2 separate regions of the Homo sapiens genome follow, and region 2 is linked to region 1. Evidence: chromatin contacts called from ENCODE Hi-C or POLR2A ChIA-PET data. All regions are on one chromosome and are shown on one strand. Each heading gives the region's core, a stretch centred on a gene start or an enhancer-like site at or near the end of the contact. The rest is flanking DNA. Distances are from core to core; before and after follow the strand shown.

What was found. Hi-C counts contacts between places; a loop is a spot of excess contacts on that map. ChIA-PET counts read pairs that join two places held with the same protein, here RNA polymerase II (POLR2A). Pooled maps may share reads with other maps.
Region 2: a pooled map shows a loop between it and region 1 (2.0-fold over the local background). The contact joins the enhancer-like site here to the promoter of PHAF1 in region 1. A Hi-C loop is called at or near these places in 3 of 168 maps with a recorded cell type or tissue (mammary epithelial cell, naive thymus-derived CD4-positive, alpha-beta T cell and transverse colon) and 9 of 50 pooled maps. POLR2A ChIA-PET finds 5 or more read pairs at or near these places in 10 of 52 experiments (A549, AG04450, BJ and 7 more).

Annotation. Positions count from the first base shown.
Region 1 is chr16:67,107,289-67,111,730 of GRCh38, reverse strand. It overlaps PHAF1 (phagophore assembly factor 1), which reads right to left and starts at 1,790. Exons shown (of 16, transcript NM_025187.5): 1 at 1,492-1,790. The coding sequence starts at 1,555. RefSeq lists a silencer at 1,655-1,914 and enhancers at 1,474-2,215, 2,216-2,958.
Region 2 is chr16:66,993,872-66,998,313 of GRCh38, reverse strand. It overlaps CES4A (carboxylesterase 4A), which reads right to left. Exons shown (of 14, transcript NM_001364782.1): 2 at 2,485-2,686. Among named protein-coding and RNA genes, the nearest start is that of CES4A, 7.5 kb to the right of the region's middle. Within about 2 kb of position 1,798, at least 15 of the 41 ENCODE cell types and tissues checked have a DNase peak (open chromatin) inside an H3K27ac peak, as active enhancers do.

The DNA.
Region 1 (4,442 bases), core at 541-3,040:
GAGAATTGCTTGAACCCGGGAGGCAGAGGTTGCAGTGAGCCGATATTGTGCCACTGCACTCCAACCTGGGCAACAGAGTGACTCTGTCTTAAAACAAAACACCAACAACAAAAACTAGCTCTTACAACACACAGGACATATGTAGCCACTAAGCATCAGCAGGGCCTTACCAGCAATCTGTACCACCTGGTTTCTCCAACACACTGTCTCCACAGACATAAGTCTTCCAGAGTCAAGGATAATTTATAATCCAATGGAGCAGCTGATTTAGTCCAGTAGCTCACACTAGAGTGACTAAAGTTCAGGCCTGCACAAACAAACAGCACCAACACCTACCCCACCCCCTTTTCTTAGTGCTGGGACATCAAAGTAAACACACAGGGGTTACTGAATGCAAACATCCTTGTACACATAAAAGTAGTGATGCTGGAAATGGAGAGGGTGAAGGGAGAAGGCTGGGCCAGCAAACCCCAAAACGACCAAACTGCATTTTTTAGAAACTAAATGTTACTTCTCCCTAACTCCTATTTCATCCAACCTTCACCTGTCACAACTGAGGTCTGGGTTTAGGATTACAGCATCCGATACAGACTATATTTCAAAAGAGAGAGAAGCGGGGCCGGGTGCAGTGGCTCACGCCTGTAATCCCAGCACTTTGGGAGGCCGAGGTGGGCGGATCACGAGGTCAGGAATTCGAAACCAGCCAGCCTGGTCAACATGGTGAAACCTCGTCTCTACTAAAAATACAAAAATTAGCCGGGTGTGGTGGCGCGTGCCTGTAATCCTAGCTACTGGGGAGGCTGAGGCAGGAGAATCGCTTAAACCCACGAGGCGTTAAGTTGCAGTGAGCCAAGATCACGCAACAGCACTCCAGCCTGGGCGACAGAGCGAGACTTCGTCTCAAAAAAAAAGAAAAAAAAGAGAGAAGCAAGTCAGCTGTTCCTTTAATACACACAAACTCAACTCCCTTGACCAGAGCCCCAACATCTGATCATGGGTTCCAAGCCTAGGTTTCCCCTCCTAAAAAGGGGAAGGAAGCCACAGCCCAGAAAAGCAGTGGGAGACAGACCACAGGCCACAGTGATGATCAGAGGGGTCAGCCACTTCTCAGCCATTATTTAGTCTGTAAAATGGAAATGGGAATAACAACAGTACCTATCCTCAGGTGCCGGCGAGGGGTACTAGAGAGAATTACGTCCAAAAAGAGCAGGGCCGGGCATTAGGCATTTGGGGAGAGCAAGCTATTATTGTCTTTACTACTACTGTTCCACCGTCCCAGAAGAGACCCTGCTGAGACCCGAGACGAGCAACTGACAGGCAAATCGGGCCAGTTGGAGCGGGTATCTAGTGCCTGGAGCCCAGCGAGCCGAGAGGACGAAAGAGGTGAGGAGCTGCGGGCGCAGGGGCGTGAGAGACTGAGAACAGGTGGGAAGAGCCCAGGAGAAAGCAAGGATCAGCGAATGGGGTCCTGACAGAGGACCCCAAACTCACCCAGCGTGAATTCCCATTGCTCGTTCCCCAGAGAGCGTTCGGGCACTACCTCCAGGTCCAGCATTGGTTCGGCTCGCCTGGCCCGGGCGGCCTCCCTGCGGCAGCGCAGAAGGGACCCGAGCTAAGGAGACAAAGCAGCGGCTGACAGGCCGCCCCCGCCGGCCCGCCACAGCCCCGCTTTCCACCTCCTCCCCGGCGGCAGCGGCAGCAGCACCGGCCCAACACCACACCTCACCTCACTTCACCTCACCTGCAGCAGCCGCGGCAGCGGGGGCAACGACGGCGGCGGGCGCGACTGCAGTAAAAGTGGCGTGCCGGGCCGTAAAGCGCGGGGAGGGCCGGGCGAAGGCGGGAGTGCCAGCGCGAGGGAGGAGCCTGGGGCGGAGCCGCGCACGCGCAAACTGCGGGTCCCGCCGCCGTCTCTGCGGAGGCTGAGTCGGGCAGGGCTGTAACGTTGGGAACTGTTCGGGCTCTAGGAGCAAGGAGCCCAGTACTTCGTGAGCCCCTACATCTGTGCACCACAGCACACACACTTCACATATCTACATAAAGAAGGGTTCACCACACAACACACACGTCACACAGCTGCACAAGACCCGTCTGCTGTCTACACACACGTCCCACTCACGTTCACTGGTAGCAGAAGGCAAGTACAGAGGGCACGCTGAGGCCCAGCAGGAGGGAGGACGCGGAGTCCCTAAGCCTCACGGCCCCCACCGTCTCCGTTGGGGCCGGAGGTGACGCTGGCCGCAGCAGCTTTTAGTTGTTCAGGAATGACGGCCCCACCCAGTCGCCCCTGGGGCAAGGGTCGAACCGTAAGCGAGTGAGGACTGTGGGCGTTAGGGGTCGGAATTGGTTCGGGGAGAGGACTGGGTAGAAGAGGAAGGGGCCAGGCCAGGCCTCCCTGCTGACCACATCCAAATGTGCGCAGTCCCCCGGGACCAGGATCCGAAGCCGCCGGCAGCAGCGTGGACCAAAGCTGTGGGGGTCTTGATCAACCCCTTGGCGCTTTCTGTGCCACAGTTTTCCTAATCTGCAAGGGACAGGAAGGTTCCTCTAGCAGGTTCAGCCTGAGGTTTTGGCCCGTGCCCCGGGACACCCTGAAACTAAAGGACAGCCGAGGCCTATGCTGATGCCAAGCCTTCACGGAGGCAGTCTCTGGGTTCTCACAACCAACCTGAGATGCGAGATTATACCGACTTTACATAGGCGAATACATGAGGCCCAGAGATGTTAAAGACCCAAGGCTCCTTGGTTCTAGGCGCAGAACCCAAGTCCTTTCCATTACATTGCCCCTGGAAGAAGGTTTTCAGTAGGGGAGAGAGTGGCATACTAAATTCTCAAACTGGCTTGATACTAGCGTTTCTTTGGAGGCTCTATCAAAATTTGAAGTCGCTGTTTGATTAAAATGAACTACATGGAGAAGGTTGTCCACTGCAGCATTGTATGCCAAAACAACAGAACTGGGTCACTGAGATGTCCAGTAGGGAAGTGGCTAAATAAACCGTGATATAGATAGATAGATAGATAGATGATAGATAGATAGATAGATAGATAGATAGATAGATAGATAGATAGAGATATGTTTTTAAAGGTGAATGCTGAGAGCAGTGCTCACAGCGGTAATACCAGCACTTTGGGAGGATGAGGTGGGAGGATCGGTTGAGCCCGGGAGTTGAGACCAGCCTGGGCAACATAGCAAGACCCAGTCTCTATTAAAAAAAAAAATTAGCTGGTGTCATGGCAGTAGGTTGGGCCAGGAGTCCTAGCTACTCAAGAGGCTGAGAGGTGGGAGGATAGCTTGAGGATAGCTGCAGTGAGCTGTGATTATTGAGCCCCGGGGCTCCAGCCTGGATGACAGAGCAAGATCCTGTCTCTAAATAAATAAATAAATAATAAAAAGTGAAGTAGGTCTCTATGTTGATGTGGAAGGAACTCCAAGAGAAAAAAGCCAGGTGCAGAAGTATGCATACCATGACCACCCACCACCCCCCTCCCCCGGCCTTTTTTTCTGTAAAAACAAAAATAAAAGAAACAGTGGCTGTACCAAAAAGAAAGAACATTTCTGGAAAAATAAAACATTGTCAATCATACCTAATAGAGTGGCAGAGGACAGGAATCAGGGGGTCATTATTCCTTATCATGACAAGCATTAAAGATATGTTTAGAAAAGCCTAGTTGGGCAGCTGGGCTAGATAGCTTGGGAAGGAAATCTGGGGAAAAATCTTAAGATTGGTGAGGAGCAATCTTAGTCAATTAAAAGTGTCTGGCTGGGCGCGGTGGCTCACGCCTGTAATCCCAGCACTTTGGGAGGCCGAGGCAGACAGATCACCTGAGGTCAGGAGTTTGAAACCACCCTGGCCAACATGGTGAAAACCCGTCTCTACTAAAAATAGAAAAAATAGCTAGGTGTGGTGGTGCATGCCTGCAGTCCCAGCTACTTGGGAGGCTGAGGCACGAGAATCACTTGAATCCAGGAGGTAGAGGTTGCAGTGAGCCAATTATCACCCCACTGCATGCCAGCCTGGGCAACAGAGCAAGACTCTCTCAAAACTTGGAGGGGACTTATTTCTGGAGGAGAAAGATGGGTGGGGCCTAAATTGGGGTGGGATAAGCCCAGTGGGGTTGTGGGATAAGCCCAGTGGGGTTGTACCAGAGGCAAGACAAAGAAGAAACCACATCATTCTGGATAACAAAGTGAAAAGGATTTCTAATTTGGGTAACCCCCAAACAGAAAGAACAAAGTTGTCGGGGAGCGCCCTAAGAAATTCCCTGTTGGAATAGTAGGCAGATTTCTGTGAACAATGTTAGTCAACAACAAAAGTTTATCTGGCCAGGTGTGGTAACTCATGCCTATAATCTCAGCACTTTGGGAGGCTGAAGTGGGAGGATTGCTTGAGGCCAGGAGCTTGAGACCAGCCTGGGCAATATAGCAAGACCCCGTACACACA
Region 2 (4,442 bases), core at 549-3,048, 110 kb after region 1:
CCGGCCAGATTATCTTTCTCGAACAGCTTTCCTTCTCTGGGCTTCTGTAACACCCCGTGCTCCTGATATTCCTGCCACCTCATTGGTGGTTCCTCCTTCTCTCCAGGCCTAAGCATGAGAGTGCCCAGTCCTCGACCCTCAGTTTTTGTTTTTTTTTCTGACCATCCTTTCTCCCATCATCCAGGCCCAGGGGCTTCACACCACTGATGTGCTGATGATCAGTTTGCCTTCTGTCTTCTCTCTCCAGCCACCTTACCGCCCCTCCACGTGGAACATCTGTCAGCACGTCAAATTTAATAGGCCCCAAAAGGAACTGTGTGTGTGTGTGTGTGTGTGTGTGTGTGTGTGTGTGTGTGTGTGTGTGTTTTAGATAGGGTCTCACTCTGTCTCTCAGGCTAAGTGTGAGTGGCACGATCATAACCTCCCAAGCCCAAGCAATCCTCTTACTTCAGCCTCCCAAGTAGCTAGGACCACGGCACTGCGCCCAGCTAATTTTTTAAATTTCTTGTAGAGACAGGGTCTCACTACATTGCTCAAGCTGGTCTCAAACTCCTGAGCTCAAGTGATTTCCTGCCTCGGCCTCCCAAAGTGCTGGAATTACAGGCATGAGCCACTGCTCCTGGCTCAAAATGAATTCCTATTTTGCCCAAACTTGCTCTTGCTCCAGTTTTCCTCATTTTGATAAATGGTACCCCTATTTCCTTGTCTACTGTGGCCAAAAACTAGTCATTATCAGTGATTCCTCTTCTTTCCTTGTGGCTTATATCCAATTCTCCAGCAAATCCTGCCAATTTTACTTTCAAAATAAATTTGGAGTCTGATACCTTCCTTCCACCTCCCCCGTAACTACCCAGGCAGAAACTACTATCTTTGAAACATCCTCCTCTCCCGCTGCCCACCCCAACCACCACCCCATGGGCTATTCTGAGCAATCCACAAATTCTTACACCTGACACTCCGTTTCCAAACAGCCATTGTTTTGACAGCTCATGGTCAGTTTCTAACAACTGATGCCCAGACTTCTATACAGTGAACACTCTAACCTCTAAATCCCTGATCTCCAGGGTTCTAACAGTGGCCATCCCATGTTCTGTCACCTGATCTTTGGGATTCTAAATAAGTCACAGAATGTTCAGGATAACTGGGATCTTATCGGTGACAGCCAATGTTCTGACAAGGAACGTTCTGGTATTTTAGTAACTGCTAGTCATGTTCTAACAGTGGACAACCTGCTTTTATTTTTTTTTTTGAGACAGGGTCTCACTCTGTGGCTCAGGCTGGAGTGCAGTCAGTGGTGCACTCATGGCTTACTACAACCATGATCCCTTGGGCTTTGATCAAGTGAGCCTCCCACCCCAGCCTTTAGAGTAACTGGGACCACAGGTGCTCACCACCACCCCCAGATATTTTTTTAAAATTTTCTGTAGATATGGGGTCTTGCCATGCTGCCCAGGCTGGTCTTGAACTCCTGGGTTCAAGCAGTCCTCCTGCCTTGGCCTATCAAAATTCTGGTATTACAAGTGTGAGCCACTGTGCCCAGCCAACAACCTGTTTTTAACAGCTAGACACCTGGGGTGGTATTTGTATCTTTTTATATCAGCTGATACCCAGGTTCTCAGACATTTTTCTAAACCCTGTGCTTTAACCAACTGATGCTGAGCATTGTTAATGATTGCCACAGAATGTTCTGGACAGTGGATTACTCAATAGTCTGAATAAACAGTAAATACACTTGTTCTGGGTAAATCGCCAAGCCCAGTGCTTCAAAGGGCAGTCATTGTTCTAATTATGCTTCTGTGACTCAGGGCTCAGCCCCCAGAGAGAGGGAAGAGCTCCGGACTGGGTCAGGGGGGTGATGTGAGAGTGAACACTGCCCCTCAGACACATTTAGGAAAACGCAGCTCCCCAGCAGGTGCTGGAGCACGGTCGGTGACAGCCTCCCCCTTGCCTGGAGCTCTCCTCTAAGAAACCAACAACAAGTCTAGGCGCAGTGGCTCATGCCTGTAATCTCAGCACTTTGGGAGGCCGAGGCATGTGGATCACGAGGTCAAGAGATCGAGACCATCCTGGCCAACATAATGAAACCCTGTCTCTACTAAAAATACAAAAATTAGGTGTGCATGGTGGCACGTACCTGTAGCCCCAGATACTCAGAGGCTGAGGCAGGAGACTCGCTTGAACCCGGGAGGCGGAGGTTGCAGTGAGCCGAGATCGTGCCACTGCACTCCAGCCTGGCGACAGAGCGAGACTCCATCTAAAAAAAACAAAAACAAAAACAAAAACCAACAGCAGCATTGTCAGTGATGTAAACACCATCAGGACCAGTTTGCTCATGATACGGGTCTGAAAACTGAGGCCCAGAATGGGCCCCAGGCCTGCCTGTGATCACACAGTGAGTTCTTCTCAGTGAGCTGTGCAAAGCCCCACCCAGATGCAGGCATAGGCCCATTGCCCCCTCCCAGTGGACAGGCCTCTGACTCTTACCCAGGCGGGTAGGTGGTAGCATCTCTGATTCCTTTCCAGGGCTCCGGGGGTTCTGGAGGTGCAAACCTGAGGATACCTAGAGGAGGTCTGGAGAAGGGGACTCCTAAAAAGACTTGGATGGGTGTCTTCCCCACATGCATCTGTTTTCCTTGCAGGGTTCCATATTTGGTGACCACTTGAGGCCTCTTGGTGTGCAAGGCACCTGGGAAGAGAAGGGAAAAGGGTCACCTCTGCTCAGTCACCCAGCCACAAATGGGACCCTGGCTCAGCCACTCAGCCACAAATGGGACCAAGGCACCTGGAAAGAGAGGGGAAAAGGGTCACCCCTGCGCAGCCACTCAGCCACAAATGGGACCCTGGCCCATCTGTCATGGGAAGCAGTGGCTGCTTTTCATAACAATTGATCATAACCATTGTGTGTCTGTCCACTTCTTCTTGTGCTTCTCTCAGAATTTTTTCTCTCCTTTAACGTTTCGTTTATTTATTTATATTTATTTATTTATTTATTTATTTATTTTTTGAGATGGAGTCTTGCTCTGTCGCCCAGGCTGGAGTGCAGTGGCGCAATCTCGGCTCACTGCAAGCTCCGCCTCCCAGATTCACGCCATTCTCCTGCCTCAACCTCCAGAGCAGCTGGGACCACAGGCGCCCGCCACCACACCCGGCTAATTTTTGTATTTTTAGTAGAGGCGGTGTTTCACCATGCTAGCCAGGATGGTCTCGATCTCCTGACCTCGTGATCTGCCCGCCTTGGCCTCCCAAAGTGCTGGGATTACAGGTGTGAGCCACCACGCCCGGCCCTCATTTATTTATTTATTTATTTATTTAGATGGGGTCTTTCTCTATCGCCCAGGCTGGAGTGCAATAGCCCAATCTTGGCTCACTGCAACCTCCACCTTCCAGGTTCAAGTGATTCTCCTGCTCCAGCCTCCTGAGTAGCTGGGACTACAGACACACAGCACCGCGCCTGGCTAATTTTTTTTTTTTTTTGAGATGGAGTTTCGCTGTTTTTGCCCAGGCTGGAGTACAATGGCGTGATCTCGGCTCACCGCAACCTCTGCCTCCCGGGTTCAAGCCATTCTCCTGCCTCGGCCTCCCGAGTAGCTGGAATTATAGGCATGCACCACCATGCCTGGCTAATTTTGTATTTTTAGTAGAGATGGGGTTTCACCGTACTAGCCAGGATGGTCTCTATCTCCTGACCTCGTGATCCGCCCGCCTTGGCCTCCCAAAGTGCTGGGATTATAGGCATGAGCCACCGTGCCCGACCTCATTTAACATTTCAAATCCCTATCAGTAAGCATATAAAAGTTCATGTCGGCTGCGCGCGGTGGCTCACGCCTGTAATCCCAGCACTTCAGGAGGCCAAGGTGGGTGGATCACGAGGTCAGGAATGGTGAAACCCCGTCTCTACTAAAAATACAAAAATTAGCTGGGCGTGGTGACACACACCTGTAATACTGCTACTCAGGAGGCTGAGGCAGGAGAATTGCTTGAACCCAGGAGCGGAGGTTGCAGTGAGCCGAGATCGCGCCACTGCACTCCAGCCTGGGCAACAGAGTGAGACTCCATCTCAAAAAATAAATAAATAAATAAATAAATAAATAAATAAAAATTTATGTCTATTATATGGGCTATTTCTCTGCGTCATTTAATGGCAATAAATGCATTATTCATTTTGATTTCTGTTTGTCTGATATTAATATAGCTACACCTCTGTCCTTTTTTTGAGATGGAGTCTTGCTCTGTCGCCCAGGCTGGAGTGCAGTGGCACGATCTCGGCTCACTGCAAGCCCCACCTCCCAGGTTCATGCCATTCTCCTGCCTCAGCCTCCCGAGTAGCTGGGACTACAGGCACCCGCCACCATGCCCGGCTAATTTTTTGTATTTTTAGTAGAGACACGGTTTCACCATGTTAGCCAGAATGGTCTTGATCTCCTGAACTTGTGATCTGCCCG